Regions from separate parts of the Mus musculus genome. Here region 1 is linked to region 2. Evidence: chromatin loops called from intact Hi-C (ENCODE). Cell type or tissue: heart. All regions are shown on one strand. Each heading gives the region's core, and the rest is flanking DNA. Links, peaks and the distances in the headings are about the cores only.

The links. Hi-C counts contacts between places; a loop is a spot of excess contacts. Peaks named below come from ENCODE experiments on the same cell type or tissue, not always from the same donor. Only the 100,000 strongest peaks of a DNase experiment are listed, where the experiment ranks them.
Region 1: it touches region 2 in a loop (2.1-fold over the local background); 3 of 42 quality-filtered maps call a loop at or near these places.

The regions. Positions count from the first base shown.
Region 1 is chr9:68,815,677-68,826,288 of GRCm38, forward strand. The region is part of intron 1 of Rora (RAR-related orphan receptor alpha); the gene reads left to right. Gm31262 (a long non-coding RNA gene) reads left to right here and starts at 7,692. Exons shown (of 2, transcript XR_379583.4): 1 at 7,692-10,612. In heart, for the core only: no CTCF peak of the experiment used is centred there; a DNase peak (open chromatin) is centred at 4,995.
Region 2 is chr9:68,939,066-68,949,677 of GRCm38, forward strand. The region is part of intron 1 of Rora (RAR-related orphan receptor alpha); the gene reads left to right. Among named protein-coding and RNA genes, the nearest start is that of Gm31262, 120 kb to the left of the region's middle. In heart, for the core only: CTCF peaks have their summits at 1,756, 3,517 (motif pointing right) and 5,088; DNase peaks (open chromatin) are centred at 2,166 and 5,146.

The DNA of each region.
Region 1 (10,612 bases), core at 1,184-9,183, 120 kb before region 2:
TTGTTGAGATGGTGTCTCATATAGCCTAGGCCTAGGGCTCATGCCCTAGCCAGCTATAGGCTTTTAACAATACTCACACGATCAGGCATAGACCCCCCTCATGGGCAGCAGGTTTCCAATCCAATCAGAAAGAAATTGGTTACTCCCATAATAGCCATGCCAATCTTGCACCAGTGGGCACATCTTGTCTGGCATGTCAATTGAGTCAACTTTTGAGTTACAACATTACGGGTACTTTGTAAACTATACTGAGACCTAACATCTGTTTTTATTTAAACTCTTGTCACGCGTGTTGTCTTTGGTGTACTGGGAACACTGAGTGATTTGTGCTAGATTCTGTTAGGGGAGGAGCTGGGGAAGACTGAGCAACTCAGGCGAGCGGTGCGGTGGCGTTGGAGTCGGTGAGATGGGCTGGCATGGAGGTCCTTGAAGAAGGTCACTTCCTGCTTGGCTGTCTCCTACCTTAGACATTGTAGAATTCTATTCCAGGCCATTAGAGGAATTGGGAATCGTGGCCAGTGCTGCTTTTGCTGCCTGAAGCTGGGGGGAAGCAGAAGTATCTCAATTCCTGGCATGGGGGTCTCTCAGCCACCTGCATACTCTCTGTGTTGATTATCAAAAAAATTTTTTTTTACACTTGGGCCTACTGATGTTAAGAGAAAATTGGAGAGGTTGTCAAAACAGCATGTCTTTGTCCTTCAGAGAGACTCACAGAATCAATATGAAGGGGCTTGTCCTACGTATTTAATAAGCCCTCCAAGTGTGTTCACGGTGAACCCGACTTACTTACAGCCCAGCTTTGAAATGTGGCCTCCCGAGCTCCTGTAAGGATAATGAGAATGGGCCTCTTAAAGATATCTTTGCATTTTGGGGCACTGCAAAAAATAAAGAACTGCTAAAATATTTGGCCCTGAGGAGGTACACACCAAAGGCTTGAGTGGAGACTGACTAAATGAATTGTAACTATTCTTCACGGTGATGTATAGGAGTTGGAATCTTCCCCCTTCAAAATGAGATGAGATTGTGTTTGGTACCCACTGACACTCCCTCCCAAGAGGCTCAGGGCTGATTACATAATGTGGTAAACACGGCCTGTCTCCCTGTCCTCTATCGTTTCTAAAATGTGCTATGTTCAGAAGATGGCCTAGTCAGCCATCATTGGGAAGAGAGGCCCCTTGGTATTGCAAACTTTATACACCCCAGTACAGGGGAATGCCAGGACCAAGAAGCGGGAGTGGGTGGGTAGGGGAGCAGGGTGGGGGAAGGGTATAGGGAACTTTTGGGATAGCATTTGAAATGTATATAAAGAAAATATCTAATAAAAAATAAAATAAAATGTGCTATGTTGACTTTGCCACCATTGCTGCCCTTGGCGGTGACTCCAGGGTGTCGTGACTGGAAGGAGCTGAAATGTCAGCTGGGACATATGTTTGTGCTTCCTTCTGAAGTCAAAGAGAGGCCTTGCAGGTGGCAGACAGCACAGAACACAAAGAGGTATATGAGACTAGGATTTGGATTTCGCAGAATTTACAATTGTGCAGTTGGGCGTGCTCACATTTTATGCCATGATACCGGTTCATTTTCCCAGGAAGCCAGCTCTGGGTTTGTCAGGTTGAAAAGCTGGGAACTGAGGCTGTAGCCCAGGTGGTGGAGTGATTTCCAAGTGCATTCAAGAAGCCCTGGGTTCTGCTGCTCCTACAGTGTAGCCCCAGCACTTGGGAGGTGAACACACCTGTATTCCGTATCATTCTCAGCTACCAAGGGAGTTGAAAACCGGCCTGGGCTGTGTGAGAACTTGTTTAAAAAAAATCAAATTGAAATGCTATCATTTAGTATTTACATCCAGTTCTGAGAGCAGTGGTGACTCTTGACTGGGTGCACACTCTGTGCAGGGCCAGTTCCCTCAACCCTTTGTACGTTGTAGTAACCCATGGGTCCCCATGGCCCCCTTCATCTCTCCATTTGAATATGGAAAAGGTGGAGGGTCTAGAAACCCTGAAAGATGTTTCCAAAGATAGACAACAAGTGAACAGGAGACCCAATATCCCTCCCAGATCTTTTCAGGATGCCATTACATCCTTCATTGCAAGATTGCTCATGCTGATGTGCAGAACCCTTTTGTATAGCTACAAGGTCAGATAACCATGAGCCACTCTCCACTTAGGTAGTTGGAGATAACACTTTCAGCAAGTTCAGACTAACTTTGTGCTTTGGGTTACCCTTTAATCTTCTAGCATGTTCTCAACAGGTCAAAGTGTCCCTGTAAATGGGTCCAACAGCTTTGTGTAGGTTTGCTTCATGGAAATTTAGCTAACTCCCATTGAAGAAGAGTCTGTTTTATGTGGGGCTTCACCTCTTAGTCACCAGATTGATAGGCACCAGGGAAAAGTAGGTGGATTTTTTGTTTGCTTGTCTGTTTTGATTTCCTAATGATTCCTAATATATTATATCACCATCATTTTAAAATTGCACATACATGCGTTTGTGTGTGTGTGTGTGTGTGTGTGTGTGTGCGCGTGCGCTCGCGCGCGCTCATGCCAGAAGACAGCCTCGGGTATCACCTCAGGAATATCCCCACCTCCTTTAAGACAGGGCTTCTCCTTGGCCTGAAGCTCACCAGTTACGCTGGGATGGCTGATCAGGAAGCTCTAGAAATCCCTGACTGTACCCCCAGGACTGAGGTCACAGGCACACATCTGGTGTTTTACACAGGTGCTGAGAATGGAGCACGGGTCTTCAGGCTTATGTTTCCAAGACTTTACTAAATAAACTGTGTCCTCAGCTATTAAACTTGGTCATCATTTTTTTATTTTTTTAGGGCTCTGGTTCTTAATCTCAGGTGATACATCCAAGTTGTAAATTTTATCATATCCAAGTAAGCGTAACAGATTAGAGAAGGTGCTCACGTCCAGTGGGATGTCTCTCCCAGCATGTCGTTCATCATCTGCTCCTTAGTGAGGAGTGTTAAGGGTCCATAAGCACTCCCACGTCAGGATGGAGGTGACTTCCCACGTGGATACAGTTCATGGATGCTGTGTCTCTGTGCATCTGGGAGAGGAGAGAGCGCCTCTACCATCAGTCACTGTACCTAGCATGCCCTGCACACTGAATACATACATGAATAAGCACAAAGCAGCCGAGTGTTGCTGGGACTTCCTGAAGCTGGTCACCCCAGAAGTAGTGGGCACAAACTCTCCAAAAAGTTATCTAATCTGACTCTTCTTCCTGAGCTATACACTCTCCCTTGTTCTCCCTTGATGGCTTCGTAGCCTGTATCTTTGAACACATCCTTAAGGGTCCTCCTCTGGGATTTCTTAGTCCTATGGGCTCAGCTAGACCTAGTGTACAAAACCCTGGGCTTGGTCATAAGCTTTGGTTGCTGGCTTGTCTTCAGATGAAAGAATGCTTGACAACATTGACAGTAGAATAGTAGAGAAGCCTCTGAGGACATAGCACTTTCCATGCAAGCCTGAGGACCAGAGGAATTCAGATCCTTTGAATCCACGTAAAATCACAGATGGTAGTATGTATGAAGAGTTGCAGCACACCTAAGACAACATGAGAGGCAGGGACAGCAGAATTCTTAGATGCTGTCCAGTCAGCTAGCCTGGCATACAGTGTGATATACAGTGAAAGATCCTGTCTCAATTAAGGTGGATGCCCAAGATTGTCCTCTTAGATCCATACACATGCCATGGCTCCCTTGTACCCCCTCCCCCTCCCATCCCCCACACCATTGGCCCTTGGGTCAGCCACTGGCTTAATCAATATTGTTTCTTTTTAGCTTGGTAACTGTACTGGCTAGTTTTGTATCAACTTGACACAGCTGGAGTTATCACAGAGAAAGGAGCTTCAGTTGAGGAAATGCCTCCATGAGATCCAGCTGTAAGGCATTTTCTCAATTAGTGATCAAGTTGGGAGGTCCCGTTGTGGGTGGTGCCATCTCTGGGCTGGTAGTCTTGGTTCTATAAGAGAGCAGGCTGAGCAAACCAGGGGAGGCAAGCCAGTAAAGAACATCCCTCCATGGCCTCTGCATCAGCTCCTGCTTCCTGACCTGCTTGAGTTCCAGTCCTGACTTCTTTGGTGATGAACAGCAGTATGGAAGTGTAAGCTGAATAAACCCTTTCCTCCCCAACTTGCTTCATGGTCATGATGTTTGTGCAGGAATAGAAACCCTGACTAAAACAGTAACATTTATCCAGTACCTACTGTATACCAGGTGATAAGAAAAGATGCATAGTACCCCACCCCTTTGCAGCTCTGTGCTCAGCAACCAACACACTACTTTGTTTCCTCTTATCTCTTGCAATTGGAACGAGACTATATTAGCCTGAATTCCTTTTAATTTACCAAGGGAAGAGTCGACCATAAAATGTTTTAGGGCCAGTGTCTAAGAATACTTCATGCTTTGGAATTAGACTCTAGGAAGAAGGGAAAACCAAAAGCACTCGTGTCCTCTCAATCTGCTGCCCACTCAAGTCATTCCTGCTTCATGCCAGCACATGGCAGACATGAGTTTCACCTGCAGGTAAGCACTGCCCACCCACTCTATGATGCCAGCCAGGTTCCACGGGGAAGGAACACAGTCCTTCCTCCCCAAGTCCTTCAGGATGCCTGCTTTCAGATCCAGGCATGACATTTTCATTGGCTTGGAGGCTGGATTCTAGCTTCCATCAATAAAAAGAACGTTGGTGGTCTGGCTACTGAAGCATCCCAAGCTACTTTCCCCATGTGCTCCTTGGCATGAGGAAACAGAAAACCTGGTGGGGAGTCCACAGCATCCCCAAGAAATTGACAGGAAAGGTGTCCCCAAGGGTGGCTGGGATCTTCTCCATCTCCCATGCTGTGGGCCTCAGGGTCACCCATATTCCCTCCTTTCTGGAGGTGTGCTAGAGAAGGCCTGCATCCAAGGGCCTAATCTGAGGGGTGTTGTCATGGCAACCACTGGGGACCAGGCCAGGGAGAAGCAAGCTCCTGTGGTGTACTGACTTAAGCTGGAACCAAATGAAGAGGGGAAGAGAGGTGAGCCAAGAGGAACATGTGAAATGGGAGCCTGGGTGCCAGGGTGCTGGGGGTGTTATCAGGTGCTCACTCTTGCATGGCACCATGCCAGTTGCCAGGAATGCCTGGTGAATCTGTCACTTCCTCTGAAGGCTCAGCTTGCTGTTTCACTCACCAAGTATTTCCTGAGACCCAGGACTGCCTCTTGGACTAGGGAACAAGGGATGTAAAACAACAGAGATACCTCCACGCCTCTGTCAACCTAGACTTCAGAGGCACTTATCCTGAAGAATTACTTATTTTTTAAATAAAATACTGTCATGTTTTGATCCATTTGGGGGGAGTTATTTGATTGTCCAAAGTATCTATCTCTTTTCTGGAGTAGAGCTGTTGGCTGTCCAAACAGTGGCTTTGAGTTTCATTTATTTATCTTTGATCTCTTGGATACTGTATGTCTTATTCTGGTGTTCAGGAGGATCCCCTTGTCAGGGGACAGAGTAGGTAAAGACAATCATGGCGAAGTCTCTTCTACTATAGCACATAAGTAGCAGAACACTGGAAGCTTAGATTTCCCGGTAGGAGGAAAAGTTCATGTAGCTAGCGATCATGGTGGCGTGCCTCATAATCCAAAGGAGAGCTTGTCTGACAAGAGGATGATGCCTCTGAACCCATTTTCTTCTAGAAACATATTTAGTTGCTTAGATAATGGTTTTGTACTAAATAAGTGCAGCTGAAGGGCTCTTTGGTAGGCAGGGGAAAGAAAATGGAGGATCACAATTCAATAATCAGATCTTGGCTGGGTGAGCCTCACTGAAAGCTGCTCAGGGAAGATCTTGTAGGGAGTGTGTGCTGCAGATGGCCCAGCTGGTCTGCTTCTTAAGGGTGTTTATTCTGGAGGCAGGAGTCTTGGTTGTGCAGGGGGTCTATTGAAATAAGAGAACACTCTCCCTCGTCCACTCCCTTTTCCTCCCCTTCTTCTCATTCCCTCCTTCACTCCCTCCTCCTCCCCCTCTGTCCCCTTTCTCCTTACCCTTTCCCCCCCTTCCCCTCCTACTACCCTGATAGAAGCAGCCCCCTTATGTTAACCAATGGGCATTTTCATGTTTTCTCTTTCTCTGGAGACCCCATTTTTCCCAGAGCTTTAGCGTTCTGTTCATTAGAAGGGAGTCAAATCACTAACATATATTAGAAGAAAGACACTGTGATAATAACTATGCATTATCAGGCCATGGTGGTGGCTTATCATGAAAAAGACCAGTAAAATGGTCAGTTCAGATGCTGTTGTCAAGCCTGACAACTTGAGTTGAATGCCTGGGTCCCGTGTAGTATGTAGTGGAAGAGGAGAGCTGACACCTTCAAGCTGTCCTCTGATATCTATGTGGATATCTGACGATGACCTTGAACTCATAATCCTCCCATTCCCCTCTCCCAAGTGTGAGGATGCTCCGCTGGAGGTATCACATCATGTCCAGGTTTGATGCTCAAATCCTTTAAACCTGATGCCTCTCATCAAGCTTCATTACCCGTAGTGTTCTGTTGCAGGAATTGTACTTATTTATGCTTAGAAGGATGGATTTTTTGAAGAAACAGGCTCATTTTAGAGCTCCAGAGTCCTCCCTCTCTCTCTCTTGATTACTACTCTTCAGTAAACCTGGGTGAGACTCAGAAAGCTGATGTTTTTATTGGGTTCCTGCACCCCTAAGTTTTCTAATAAATAAAGTAGGATACAAAAAGACACACACACACACACACACACACACACACACACATACACACACACACACCCTGGTCTTCAAAGGTATCCATCATATACTTCCTGAGGGGAGGGGCATGGGATATGAGAATAAAATGGTAGAGTAAGCACCCTGCATTGCTTTGCATTGTTATCATACTTTTCATTACCTATGGACTCTGAATTTCCCTTATTTTTTCAGCATAAAGACGCTCCATGGCATCTAAAGAGATGTTCAAGGCACTTGCCTTCCCTACAGAAAATCTCCGATGTGATTCCTATGAGAACTGCTGGCAGGAAGATCACATTGGGGTGGGGCATCAGAAATGATGAGCCCCCTTTCCTGCTTTTTAGCTCACGTTTCCTCTTTGTTGCCTGCATAATGGCGTGTGCAAGACTGAGTATGAAGAGTGCTGGAATACCTTCATTTTGTGCAGGCCATCTTGAGTTTGTTGAGGCTCCCTGCTTTTTCTTCCCCTGCCCATCGTGTCTGAGGAGATCTGGCAGGCTGAGATACCCTTGGGTGTTTGCGGGAGAACACTGAAGCCAGGCTTCTTCGATGAGCTCAGCCACCCAAAATGTCACATCATCGCTGCTCTGTTGTCTCACAGTGACGGTGAGAGACACACTCAAAGGTTAATTTCAAATCTTGTCAAACATAGATCATTAAAGGTGCACACCTTCAAAGCTATCAGGAGCCAAGAGGGACCACAAATGCAAAGGCTGTGTGGGCTAAGCACTGTCAGAAAGAAGCTCCTTCCACAGTCCAATCTGGGTGTCACATCTCCACTCAGCAGTAGTGACTCTTTGCAGAAGGGATGGACATCTGTCTTGTTTTAATTATCTTCTTTGGAGGCAGGCTTTGGTATCTCTTCCATTCTTTGCTGCTTATTCTAGGCTAGAGATTGATCATATATATATATATATATATATATATATATATATATATATATGCACACACAGACACAATAACAGAAACGCGCGCACACACACACACACATATATACAGGCTTTTGTGTTTCTGTTTGTTTTGATTCCTGGAACTGTATTTAGATGAGAAATACACCAGATTGAAAGATGGTCCATCTGGTGTCTTTGGCTTTGAGGAAAGCCAGTTTCATTATATCGTGGTGGAGCTGATGCTTGAAAAACACATGTTTACCCAAAGTCTGGTGAGTTCCATGCCTCTGGAGAGTCCTGGGTTTTGTTTCCTTGCGGGTCAGGCATGGTCAGTCATTGCTGACTTTACTTCCTTCAACTTGAGATGCTGACAGTGGAGGGAAGCCGGGGTCCAGAGCATTTCAGATAGGAATTTCGATATTTCTGCTCAGGGGGTTTTGTTGTCGTTGCTGTTGAAGTTTCCCTTTGAACATGTTATTTATCCTCTCCACATCTCTGTTTCTTCCTGTGTTACTAGAATTTTCCTGGCTGGGGGAATGATTCATTGGTAAAGTGTCTGCTGTGAATTGTGAGGACTTAAGTTTAGAACCCCAGCGCCCACCCATGTAAAAAAGCCCTACAAGAAGGCACATCTGAAAGCCCAATATCTGGCAGGTTGAGCGTCTTAGGGTTTCATGGCTGTGAAGAGACACCATGACCAGCACAATTCTTATAAAGGAAAGCATTTAATCGGGGCTGGCTTCAAGTTTCAGAGATTTAGCCCATGGCAGGAAGCATGGTGGCGTGCAGGCAGACAAGGTGGTGGAGAAGGAACTGTAGAGTTCTACATCTCTCAGGCAGCAGGAAGAGAATGTTTCACTGGGCATAGCTTGAATATCTGAGATCTCAAACCTGCCCCCTCTTCTTCCAACAAGACCACACCTCCTAATAGTGGCATTCCCTATGGGCCATGGGGACCATTTTTACTCAAATCACCCCTGTGCAATTGGTAGATACCTAGAGCTCATGTTAAGCCATCCTAGCTGAAGCAACAAGTTCTAGGTTCAGTGGGATAACCTGGCTCAAAAAGTGAGGTGGAAAGAATTGAGGGTGACAGTTGACATTGACCTCCGACCTCCACCTGCACACAGGAGAGCCCATCCCTTTTACAGGCATACACACAGGAGAAAAAAAATATATATATTCACACACACATCCCCATAGAAAATAAAATCAGGCAAAAATAGTTTAAAGAATGTGAATACAGAGCTAGGCAGATATCTCAGCTGGCAAGCTGCTTCCTATGCAAGCACAATAACCCGAGTTCAGTCCTTAAAAATCTACCTGAAAGCCAGACATGGTGATGCACACCTGTAATCCAAGAGGAGGTGTAGACAGGTAGATTTCTGCGATTCACTAATTAGATAGTTTGCCTGGTGAGTTCCAGGCTAATGAGAGACCCTGTCTAAAAGTAAAAGTGGAGGCTTCATGAGGAGTGATTTCCAGAGATCCTGTCTTGTTACACACACACACACTTACCCATATATACACACTCATACACACATACCCAAACACCCATACACACACCCATACACATACCCATACACACACAAACACCCATATACCCGTACCCATACCTATACACACACCCAACACACACATACACCCCCCCCCCACACACACACACCTGACACATAAGCTACTTGACGGTTCCAGCCTAGCACTGGTGTCCATTCTTAATGCGTTCATTTTCTAGCTTCTTATTTTCTCCATTAGTTTTATTTTAAACCTAACTTTTTTTTTTTTTCATTTAAATGAACTGAAAACTAACGGCTCCATGTGGTGGGTTTGTTTCTTCCAAGGAGCAGGGGTTTCCAAGGTGGTGTGTTTAATGAAAATCTACTTCAATAGCAGCAGTTACCTTGAACAAACAGGAACTGCAGCCTCCTGTGAAGGAATCTCACCTGTCAGGAGACATTAATCAGCCTGTGAGGAGTGGAGGCTAGGCGCTGTGGTTAATTATTTAAAACTAGTTTCCTCTGAAAACATTTCTCAGACCATGCTGGCTGCTTTTGTTACGTATGGACATCGGCAGTGACAGTTTGTGCTTTTGCTGAGGTGGTTCTAAAAATACAGGAGAGGAATGTGGGTATATGATCAAAGTTCAGGGGCATTGTGATTTTTCTGCCTGTAGGTTTTGTGGAAAACAGTTGCTTGGAAAATTCAGATGAAGGTGTGTGTGTGTGTGTGTGTGTGTGTGTGTGTGTAGACATGGATCTACATGGATATAAGAGTGTGACCCCTTGGCATGCATTTGTGAAGGGCAGAAGTCAAAGTGAGGTATTTTTCTCAATAGATTTCCACCTTGTGTTTTGGGATGGGGTCTCTCACAGAATTTGAAGCTTATGGATTCAGCTAGACTGGGCAGCCAGTGAGCTCCAGGGATCTGTCTGCTTCCCCTCCCCCTGCCCACCAGCAGTATGGTTATCAACCCATGTCACCATACTTGACAGTTCTATTTGGTTGCTGCCAATCCAAACTCAGGTTCTGATAGTTTTGCAGCAAAGAATGTGACCAATTCAGCCATCTCTAAGGCTTCCAGGTGAACCTTTTGAGACGCCTTGTTCTTTCTGTGGTTGAGTTTATATAGTGGATCTAAACTGGGCCCGGGATCCAAGCTCAACACTGGGAACACCTTGACTAGCCAACCTCTGCAAGGTGTGGCCAGTTTGCTGGCAAGGCAAGCAAGCATGGCCAGTGTGTTTACTTTGGAAGGATTGATTTTCTGCTACACAGGCAAGGTGCTCTGTAAATATTAGCCATGGAAGGAATACCAGTCCTCACACTGGCCCTGGTCACTTAGTAAAGCCCTGCACATTTACCTCATAAACTACTGAGACGAAAGGAGCTCATGAGAACTGACCCTCAAACCACACTGATGTCAAAGTTCCCTAGAGAAAGGGTGGATTCAAACTCCCAGTTCAGAAGCAACTGAAGGAG
Region 2 (10,612 bases), core at 1,654-9,653:
CTGGCTATCTTGACTGCAGTAGGCTCAACAGAAGGCCAGATGGTAGAGGAGAGGCATTCTGGGTATTCCTGAGTTCACATTCCAGTTTTGCCACTTGGCAGCTATTTGCCTCTGTTTTTGTGGGTCTGCCCTAATGGAATATTCTTCATAAAGTTATTAGGATGAACTTGACAGTCCACACTGACCATTCTGTAGGGCTCCTGGCCCATAATTAGTAAATATTTACAGGGTTTTTTCCCAAAACAACTCCCCCGCAATAACCAAAGCTCATGGTGGAAGTACTTTCTATGCACGGGCGTGACTTGATTTGGCTGGCTTCAGACGTGGTTCTTGGCATCTGGAGTTTTTAGCACTGTCTCCTGCCCCACCAAAATGCCTGTCTTGCATATTTCGCCATTATTGGCTAGCTTTTGTCTTGAACAACCTAAGAGGCATTCATTCTTTATTTTATGTTTTTTTGGAGGCATTTAATTCTTTGCACAAGAAAATGATGAAGTTTAAGACAAATACCCAAGCAGTGCCCCTTGCTGAAGTACAGCCAGTCTGGTGGGGCACTCTACGTAGTATCTGCTGGGGGCTGATTGGAGTGGATAGTTGTATTGATTAATTTTCCATCACTTTGACAAAAATGCCACGACCAAAAGCAGTGTAAAGATAAAAGAGTTTATCTGGGTTTTGCATACTAAAAGAGGGGGTCCATGGCATTGGCAACTGCAGAAGGAAGCTGAGAGATCACATCTTCAAGTGCAAATGCGAATCCAAGAAATTGAACTGGAAGTAGGGGGAGGATAGGAACTCTCAAAGTCCATCTCTAAAGACGGGCTTCCTCCAGCAAAGCTATATCCCACCTCCCCAAACAGTGCCCCCGCTGGGGCCCACGCCTTTAAATACTCACACCTCTGAGCACCAATTCTTCCATCCACAGCAGTTGGAATGCTGTCTTCCGCACTGCAATGCTCTTCTACACTGATTGAGACCATTACCGAGAAAATGCCAGGCTAGGTTTCTCCCCTCTATAGCCACTGTGTGAAGAAGAGAGTACCAGGTTTTCATTAAGGCAGAAGACCTGATAGATGTGTGGTTCTCTCTGTTTCTCCATCCTGGTGAGTTATGAAGAGACATACCCTGGTGCCAAGAGTGACACCAAGTCTCTCCATCAGAATAGCCCCTCAAGTTGCCTCACACCAGGCTGGGCTACACTGAGACCTTGTTCCAAGACTTTGTTCCAGTGAAGCAAGAACTGTTTGTAAGCAGCTAGAGGAGGTAGAGAGAATAATACTGCTTTGGGCATGGCTCTCCCCTTGACCCAGAGGGCTCCCTGGAGTGATGGATGCCAGGGTCGCCACATCAGATAGGCTTGGATCCTGCATAATTACATCTCTATGGAACTTTACAGAGCGACTCTGATTCTTCTCTCGCACACATTTCCTTGCGGCTGGTATTTCCTCGGTGACTCTCGAGGCTGAGTAGCCACAGAGCATGCATATTGTATGGGGAGGCTCTTCATCAGCAATGCCAACCTTGCTTTGTCCAACTCCAAGGGACTCGGGTTGCGAATCACTCTGTGATCACCTCACGCCATCCATAGCAGACAAGAGCAATCGTCCACAGAGGCAAAGATGAGTAACTTCTGGGAAGAGTGCATCCCTTAGTTCTCCAAGGGCTGCACTTTGAGGATCGCTGTGTGTGTAGTGTCTAGCAGTGCAGCCTACCCTGCTCCAGCAGGGGAGGATAAAGCTACCAGTTTGAGTCTGATGTTTTATTTATCTGTACTGGTAACTTTATGTAGGGTGTGTTTCTCTGTTTGGGCCTCAAGGCTGGTTGAGCAAAAGGCGGGAAACATTAATAAGTAATAGAGAGAGAGGGGCTGTCCATTTATAGTCTTTCAGAGATGACCTGGTTTCCATTCCAATGGGAGCGTTAGTGTTGTTTTAGAGTGATAGGCATCTGTGGATGCTTGCAGTGGTGCATTCGGGGATAACCAGGAGGGACACCTGCTTAGGCTATTTTTAGAATAAAAATTAAGAAACCTCAGGCAGCCCCAGGGGCCCTCCCCAGTTGGCAGTGCACACACTGTGAGCCCGAATAGTCCATTTTCCTGGGGTTGCGTGGGATCACTGTGTTCCTTTCTGTTCGCCTCCAGTGTCTGGTTATTATTAAACCACCCTTTGTGAGAGATTAACTCTGGCTTCCCTCCCAGTGAGGAGATGTCTACACAGAGCCAGAGTAGGCAGCCAATGGCAGGCACATGGGTTATTTGGTGTCGTACAGGAACAAACAACTGGTTGACAAGCCAGTTCTTCACTTTCTGATGGCTTCCCTTGGCATGGTAACAAGCTTCCGTAGCACATGGTATAAATGCTTCCCGAGCCTGCCTGCCTGCCTTCATTCATTCAGAAAGTATTTCCTAAGGGCCCCCTGTGGGATTTATTATTTCTAAAATGGGGATAATCGTGGTACCTATTGCATAGAATTATGTGGATTAAATGAGCTAATAATGTGTTAAGGATTTAGAACAGTGCCTGGCACGTAGTTAAGGCTTAGTCAAGTCAAGCTTGGCTGTGCAATTGAAGGGCTGATTTTTTTTTTGTTGTTGTTGTTCTAGGTGAGAAATGGACAGTGGAGCCAACAGTATAGAAAGAAAGATAGTTTCTGTGGTAAAGTAGGGAACTCAATTTTTATAGTGTGTGTGTGTGTGCGTGTGCGTGTGCGTGTGTTCAAATTAGTCTGGGAACCAGAGGTCATCCTTGGGTGTCACTCTCTAGGCAAACCTTACTTTTGAGACACTCACTAGCCTGGACTTGGTCTACAAGGCTACACTTGCTAACCAGCAGGCCCAAGGGATCCTACTTTTGGCCTCACCAGTGCTAAGATTACAAGCACTCTATCTAAGCACTTGCCTGGCTTTTAAATGTGGGTTCCGATGACCAAACTCCAGTTCTCATTGATTTTGCTGTGTGTGTTTGGGGATGGGGTGTTGTTGTTGTTGTTGTTTGTTTTGGTTTTTCAAGACAGGATTTCTCTGTGTAGCCTTGGCTGTCCTAGAACTCACTCTGTAGACCAGACTGGCCTCAAACTCAGAGATCTACTTGTCACTGCATCCATAATGCTGGGATTAAAGGCATGCGCCACCACTGTCAGGCTAATTCTCATGATTTTAAGGCAAGCCCTTGACTGACTGGCCCATCTCCCCAGTGTGAGGGATTCATTTTAATGGGGCCAAATCTATAGACAAGGGTGATGCTTCCTGATATCATGGTTCACAGAGTGAAATTCTTTGAGCGGTCATATCACCATCATCTGAGTGTGAAATATAAATTCTTTATCCTTGCCCAAGGGTTTCAAGTCAAATATTTCAGAGTTTGGGCCAGCAATTTGTGTTTGAATAAAGCCTCAGAGATTCTCCTTGCTAAGTTTGAAAAGAGCTGCCTAGTCTCTTGATGGCACTGGGAAAGAAAAAACTTGGACAATGTCTGCTTCATGACCTATACTGTATTTAACATCTACTAGTCCAGCAGGAGGCAGGCTCTGGACAGTAGCTCCTTCGTAAGGCAGGCAACAGCCTTGTTAACTGGCAGGGACCTTGTTAGTGCAGGCCCAGCCTGCTTCCTGAGCACAGGCAAGCCAAACCTCAGCTCTCCTCCTGGCTTACTGCCAACAGGGCACCACAACACACCCCTGTCATCCATATGCTAAGGATTCAGAGCTGGGGCTATGCTAAGTGGGTTTTTTTCCAGAACAACTGTGAGCTGCAAGGCCCCAGGGCACCTCTCATCACGTTGAGAAACGAGGGGAGACCAGCCTCTCTGGGTCCTTTCTAAGCAGATGCACATCTGGTTTGTGTGAGTCTGCCTACACACACCCAAAGACAGCCCATGGCCAACAGAATGTATCACACCAGCGCCTCTGAGAAGCTTGTTGCTGGCCTGGCTTTTATTACTGGTGTGCAGCCACCTCTGCGATGGAACGCCACAGCTGGAGAGAATTTGAGAACATCCGTCTAGATTTTCCGACTTTGCCCATTTGTTCGGTCATACAAATTTGTATGCTCCAGAATGGTGGAAAATAAGAAGAACATATCTCCCCGTGTCTACAAACCTTCAGCCCTTCCCTAAGGAACATTCCAGAATGGCAAGGGTCATGGCTCCTACAAATACCTACTGTTCAGGATAGATAGAGTGTTCTATGTCAATAGGAGAATACCAACTAGATGTGGAGTTAGAGGTTAAGACATAAGTGTGGATGTCTCATGAGGAAGGGGGAGGCTAGTTAGTGTTCCAGGCCTGGAAGGTGGGGCAGCAGAATCTTAGGATACATGCATAGAAAAGGGGTCTTAAGTAAAGGGGGATTGAGAAAGTATGAGAGATAGAGGAAATAGAGAGTGCTCAGAGGGAGGAACGAGTGATCCATCTAAATCATCCAGAGCCTAGACCATAAACAGAGAAATGGAGAAAATCAGCTCTTTGAGAATAGGTTAGTATGCTTTCTCCAAGGCAAGGGGTTTGGACAACATTTATGTGGAGGCCAGAAGAAAGTCTGATGAAGACTAGGAAGAGGGTTGAAACTGTAATTGCTGTCATTAGCTATCCTTGGTGGGAGTCTTGCTCAGAGACCTAGCTCCCAGGAAGCAGCAGAAACAAAGGAAGATCGAGGAAGTTAGTGTCTACAAGTTCATGACTGTGGGAGGTGGGGAGAAGCCAATGGGTAAGGAGGACGATGTTACATTGAAAGGTTGCATGATAGAGAAAGCTTCAAAACTCTCCAGTGGGGCTTGGAATGTAGATCAATTGGTAGAGTGTTTGTCTTGCTTTCATGAAACACAATAATACCAAATACACTGGGTATAAAGATCTATTCCTAGAATTTGGCCGGTAGAAGTAGAATCAAGAGTTCAAGGGCAACCTTGAGGGTATTGGAAGGCTAGCCTAGGCTACATGAAACTCTATTTCAAAACAGACAAACAACTCTCTGGAGATTTGGGGAAAGCAAGACTGACCACTAACTGAATTTTGCTGCAGTTCTGGTCCACAGTCCTCGAGACTTATCAGGAGACATTTGTCTCCCATCAGGCAAACACCAGAGGTCCTCAGCATTACATGCCAGCCAGGCTAGGAACATGTAACCATTCCAGGGAGTCTTGGCATGGGCTTGAGCTATGGGTTTGGTTCTGACTCACAAGAGTCCAAACCACCTACTGAGTCATTTGCAAAAGCTGTCTTTTCCTGCATGGTTTCCCAACAGTTACCCACCCCATCCAGTGGCTGGGAGATTGCAAGATCTGAAGGGAGCCGCGCAGTTCACCATGTTGTAGCTCCAGGCAAACTCAAGTTGTGTGTGTCAAACTGCAGCATGGAAATTGTGTTCTTGCTCTTCATAGAGAAACTCAGCACTGGGTGATGGCACAGAAGCAATAAGACGTGTCTGTTACTCCGTCTCAGGTCTTAGGTTCCCGTCACTGAGTAAATCTGATGGGATGGAAGGTTTCTCTAGAAAAGTCTCAGAGTGACCAAGTCCTGCTCTCCACTGAGAGAGGGTCTACAAAAAGTGTCTTCCCCAACCTGCTGCTTACCGCAGTGTCCTTATGGGAACAGAATTTGGCTCAAGTCTGCTAACGTCACTTCCATCTTTCATGCCTTTTTTAAAAATTGCTTTTGTTGAGCAGTTTCACCTCAGCTAGTTTTCACTCTCTCAAACAGTAATCTTGAGAAACATCAGAACATCTTCCCACTTGGGGAAACACTGACATTTTTAGGGTGAACACTGGCCATGTAGATGCTGTCCCATGATTTGTTATTTGTTTGTTTGTTTGTTTATGTATAGGAACCCTTTATTGTAACATTGGTTCGGACACACAGCCAAAGCACCAAGTCAGCACAGTAGCCTCGCAGGACTCCCTGGCACTGAGCTCATTAGAAAGAAATGAATATTTAGCTCGTGTGCTCAGCCAACTGTGCAAGGCCTGAGCTATCTCTATCGTAAGGCGGAAGAGTTTAGAGAGGAAGCAGAGAATCTCCTCAGACTGAGTCGCATCTTCTGTTTGGTTCTGGCGTCTTCTCAGGGGCTGGAGACTTACATTTTCCTGTAGAGCCCTCAACGGTAGGGAGAGTTGCTTTTGGCACTGTGAAGTCTCTCTGAAGCCTTCAGTCTTGGCATCAGGTGCATGGATTTTGGTACCAGCACCTATTTCTGGAGGCAAATCAAGACCACTTGGTGCAGAGAGGAGGCAAAAGCTGAAGACTTGAAGGGTCCACGGAGTCTGAGAGAGAGGCAGCCGTAGCTTGGGTGGCTGGAACTCTACCTTCTCCCTGCTCTCCCTGGAGGAGGGCTGCTGGGAAGCCTTAAGAGGAGCAAGGGGAAGAGTTTCATCAGGGAGAGTCAGGCTCAGATGACAAGTGACAGGGCTCAGATGGAGGCCCGAATGATGCCCCTTTCTGTCTGGATCAGGGCCTCTAGGCTTCTGGACGGTTGGCATGTCATGGTTACCCATGGGGTCACTATGCGCTTGGGTCCTCCTCGGCCCACTCATTGACTTGGAACCTTTTGCTGCTGGAGTCAGATACACTGTCGCATGTGGGAAGAAGTGAGTCTGGCAAGTCATCCTGACTTGCACACAAGGACAGGAGCACATGTATGTATGTATGCATGCCTATACACACGGCACCCACACAAGCAAGCACATGGAGCAAACTAATTAAGTGTGATTTTAAAAATTTAAAAATATGTGCATTTGTAAGGGGTGAGTCCCTCTCACATCCTTGTGAAGATGAGGCAGGAATGCTTTATGCCGTAAAAGAGCAAACTCTGGTCTTAAGAGCTACTCTTTCAACTGACTTAAGCCTTAAGCAAAACTTTGGGGACCACACCTAAACTCATGTGAGGCTATTCCATGTCTATTTGAATCTCCCAATGTCAGCCACTAGAGTAGGGCCTAGACTCAGAAATGAACAGGTGGCCATCTCTCCTCAGGGAACACATGTTCTCAACAAGTTGGGAGTAAGTGATGACAGTCACCTCATGCAACTGTAGACTTGGATCCTCTGTCAACATAACAGGGAAATAAGGGCAGAGTGGCTTTGGCTCTTGAAGGACCTCAAGTATCTTACATTCTCTATGAATGAAGCTCAGTGCACCGTGAGGCTGTCTCATTTCTTCCACCAAGGGGCAGGATGAGCTTATGTCTAGAAGTAGTCACAGAAGCTGGGTTATCTAGGGTTCACCTGGCCCCTCAATTCCCTACGTGATATCCTTCCCATACTGTCTCGTCCTGGTAGTGGGTCACTCTCTGACTACCTGGTGGTAGATCATTTCCTTCCTTCCATGTATTGGGAAGGAAAGGAACATGTAGCAAGGGGCTGTGACTACAGACTACATCTTATTCCCACACATTCCCCCACACTCCTGACTGGTAGATGCTTGAGAGTTGGATCCTGTGTCTACTTGTGGACATTGGGAAAGGAGGTGTGTGTGGGGGTAATCCTCTGTCATCCTCCTGTGTTGACCTGACTGACAAGGGTATAACCCAGGGTCATGTGGCATTTACTAGCTAAGAAAAGAGAAGTAGACGGGAGAAGACAGGTAATCTCAAGAGCCACCAGGAGTGCTGAGGATTTGATTTTGTCCAGGCTCCTCACAAGCCAATAACACGGAGCGACAGACGAAAACTGCGCTGTCCACAGGAGTGACCACCAGCTTCACACTAGATTGATCTGAGTTATTGAAATTAAATGATATTTTAAAATCAGGTTGCTTCTCTTTTTTTTTTTATTTTTAAGAGTGTGCATGTGCATGAGGAGAGAGGTCAAGGTCACCATCTTCCTCTGTCATTTTCCATTTTACTTTTTGACACATGCTCTCCCAGTGAATTCGGAGTTTATCAGCTGGCCAGTTGGCCTGCCAGTGAGCTTCAGGAATATTCATGTCTCCACCCCAACTTCAAGCGCTGGTATAACAAGTTTTGCCAGCATGCCCAGTTTCTGTGTAGGCTCCAGGGAATCCTAACTCAGGTCCTCGTGCTTGCATGGCTTTTTTGATGAGCCATCTCCCCAGATACAGTTCCTCTCTAATACTAGCCACATGTCAAGTGCTCAAGAGCCATTGTGGCTAGTGGCTAGAGGCACTACGTATTGCTTTTTTTGTGGAAAATCCACATGGAGTACTGGAGATGCAATAGAATACTGGAGAGCTTGTGAGAGCCTTGTAGGGGTGGGAGTAAAGAGTAGGGATGCCCAGGGACTAGGGTCTTAGCAAGCACTTCCAGACGGCTGTTACACATATCCATTTCAGGATGCAGCCCTCTTAAGGATGGTAGAAGTTAGGAAGTGACCCTGGACAACCTGGCATAGCCACTGAGCATCTTCTGAGAGGTTTCTGGCTCTCTCTACTCCCATGCAAGATTTTCCAACCCAGACTTTCAGATAAATATGATGAGCATCTTTGCTGGCAGCCAAGAGTACACTCAGCGAAACCCTCCTGGTTCCTCCAAGACACACTCAATAAAAAAGAAACGGGGCTTTCTTGCGCTAGCTTCCTCTCTCCTTCTCCAGGATCAGGAGGATGGAAATAGCCTCACCACTCCCCTTGAGCATGTTTGAATCATAAGTACATTCCCTCTAAAATAAATTTATTTCCTGCTGCCTTCCTCCCCACAAAGCCCAACCAGTGATGAATACCAGACTTCATAGCCTATTTGTCAGCACAGGGCACCTGTGAGGATTCCTGCGGAAGATAAATTTTGGTTTGGGAGAGGGGGGCCCAGAGAAGGAGGGACCTGGACAGGAATAAATCTTAACATGTTGTGCCAGACTGTGAATGAGCGTTTGCCTCCGCAAGGCTCACCTTCCTGACAAGGGATGATAAATTACCCTCTTTGTTGACACCTTCATTGGGTTATTTATGGCTCATTAATTGAACCGAAAAGGGGCCTTGTAGACCCAGCAGGGGACCATACAATGCTCCTCCAATGGACCCAGCTCAAAGAAAAGAACAAAGAACGGAGAGAGGGGGAGGGCAGGAGTTTGCCCAGCTCCTTGACTTGAGGACGCTCTTCACCAAACAATTCAAGATTAATAAATGAAATAAAATGAAAGCACGGGTAATTATCAATGGGGATGGGAACAACCCAGAACCCCCACACCCCCAGTCCTCAGCCCCTGTACTTCTTGGAACCATCTAGAGGAATAGGTGCCTAGAGTTCTGTGCTGTATTGGCAGTGTCATGCTTGAATCTCCTAGCAAGTCAGCCATGGGGAAGTGAAAACTGTCAGAGGACTCAGGTAAAGTCCCAGCTCCCCCATCCCCCAGGTTTGCTTCATGACCTTAGGGAGCTTGGGAGATCCCTAAACTCCAGTGCCCTCCCTTTTGAAATGAGAGCATTGGAGTAGAGGGCCTCAAAGCCTTCTGCTGTTCTTTTCTGATGTTGTTCGGGTTTTTCTTATGTATATGTGTGAGCATGGTGGCGTGCATGTGTGTGCCTGCTCATGTGCATGTGTGGAGGCTGGAGGCCAGCTGCAGATGTCATCCCCAGGAGTTTTCCACCTTGTCCTTTGAGACAGGGTCACTCACTGAACCTGGAGCTCACTCATGAGTTCCAGAGACCATCCTGTCTCTATTTCCTCAGGGCTTGTATTCCAAGCATGTACCAGCCACACGTAGCCTTCGAACATGGGCTCCAGGGCTTGAACTCAGGGCCTCGTGCTTGTGGGGCACTCGCTTTACCCACTGAGCATCGTCCCAGCCATCTTTTATAACTTCAAATGGTCTACAAAGGGAAAGCAGATTCTCTCCACTGCCATTGATTTGGTTTAACATGTCCACTTCTGCTTATTAGCTATTGACTTACTGTGTTGCATTTCCTGGGCCCCTATCATGCATTAGATTCCAGGGAGTGTGGGAAGGCACATATAGTGTGTGTGTTTTGGCTTCCATGAACTTCTAGTCTAGAGTTCTGGTAGTGTTTTTGGGAGCTGACTATTCTCAGTAACTCTTATGTTTAAGTTATGTCTGGATGAGGGACTCACCGGATAGTCTCCATAAAATCTTCTTTCTTTGACAATACTGAAAGAGGTCATGGTTCCTGCTGTGTATGAAAGGCTGCTTCTCAGACTCAGGGTGCCATTTTGGTCATGAATATGCTAACGCAGTGGGAGGGACCTCTCATTTAAAATGCGAGGTGTTTTCCCTCCACTCTAGTCTTCTAGATTCTATCTGATAAAACAAACAAACAAACAAACAAACAAACACAGCCGGGCGTGGTGGTGCACGCCTTTAATCCCAGCACTCGGGAGGCAGAGGCAGGCAGATTTCTGAGTTTGAGGCCAGCCTGGTTTACAAAGTGAGTTCCAGGACAGCCAGGGCTATACAGAGAAACCCTGTCTCAAAAACACCAACAAACAAACAAACAAACAAACAACCCCACAAAAACATATCTCATTCATAAAGAGAATGGCAGGCTTCATCTGTTTATTTCTTTAGAGAAATATTTGCTTATCTGATTCCACAGAATTTCATTGCGTCCATTTTGTCTGTGTGTCACAGTTGTGTTTGAAAGATGGCTCAGCAGTTAGGAGCACTTACCACCCCTGAAGAGGACCTAAGTTCAGTTCCCAATATCCACA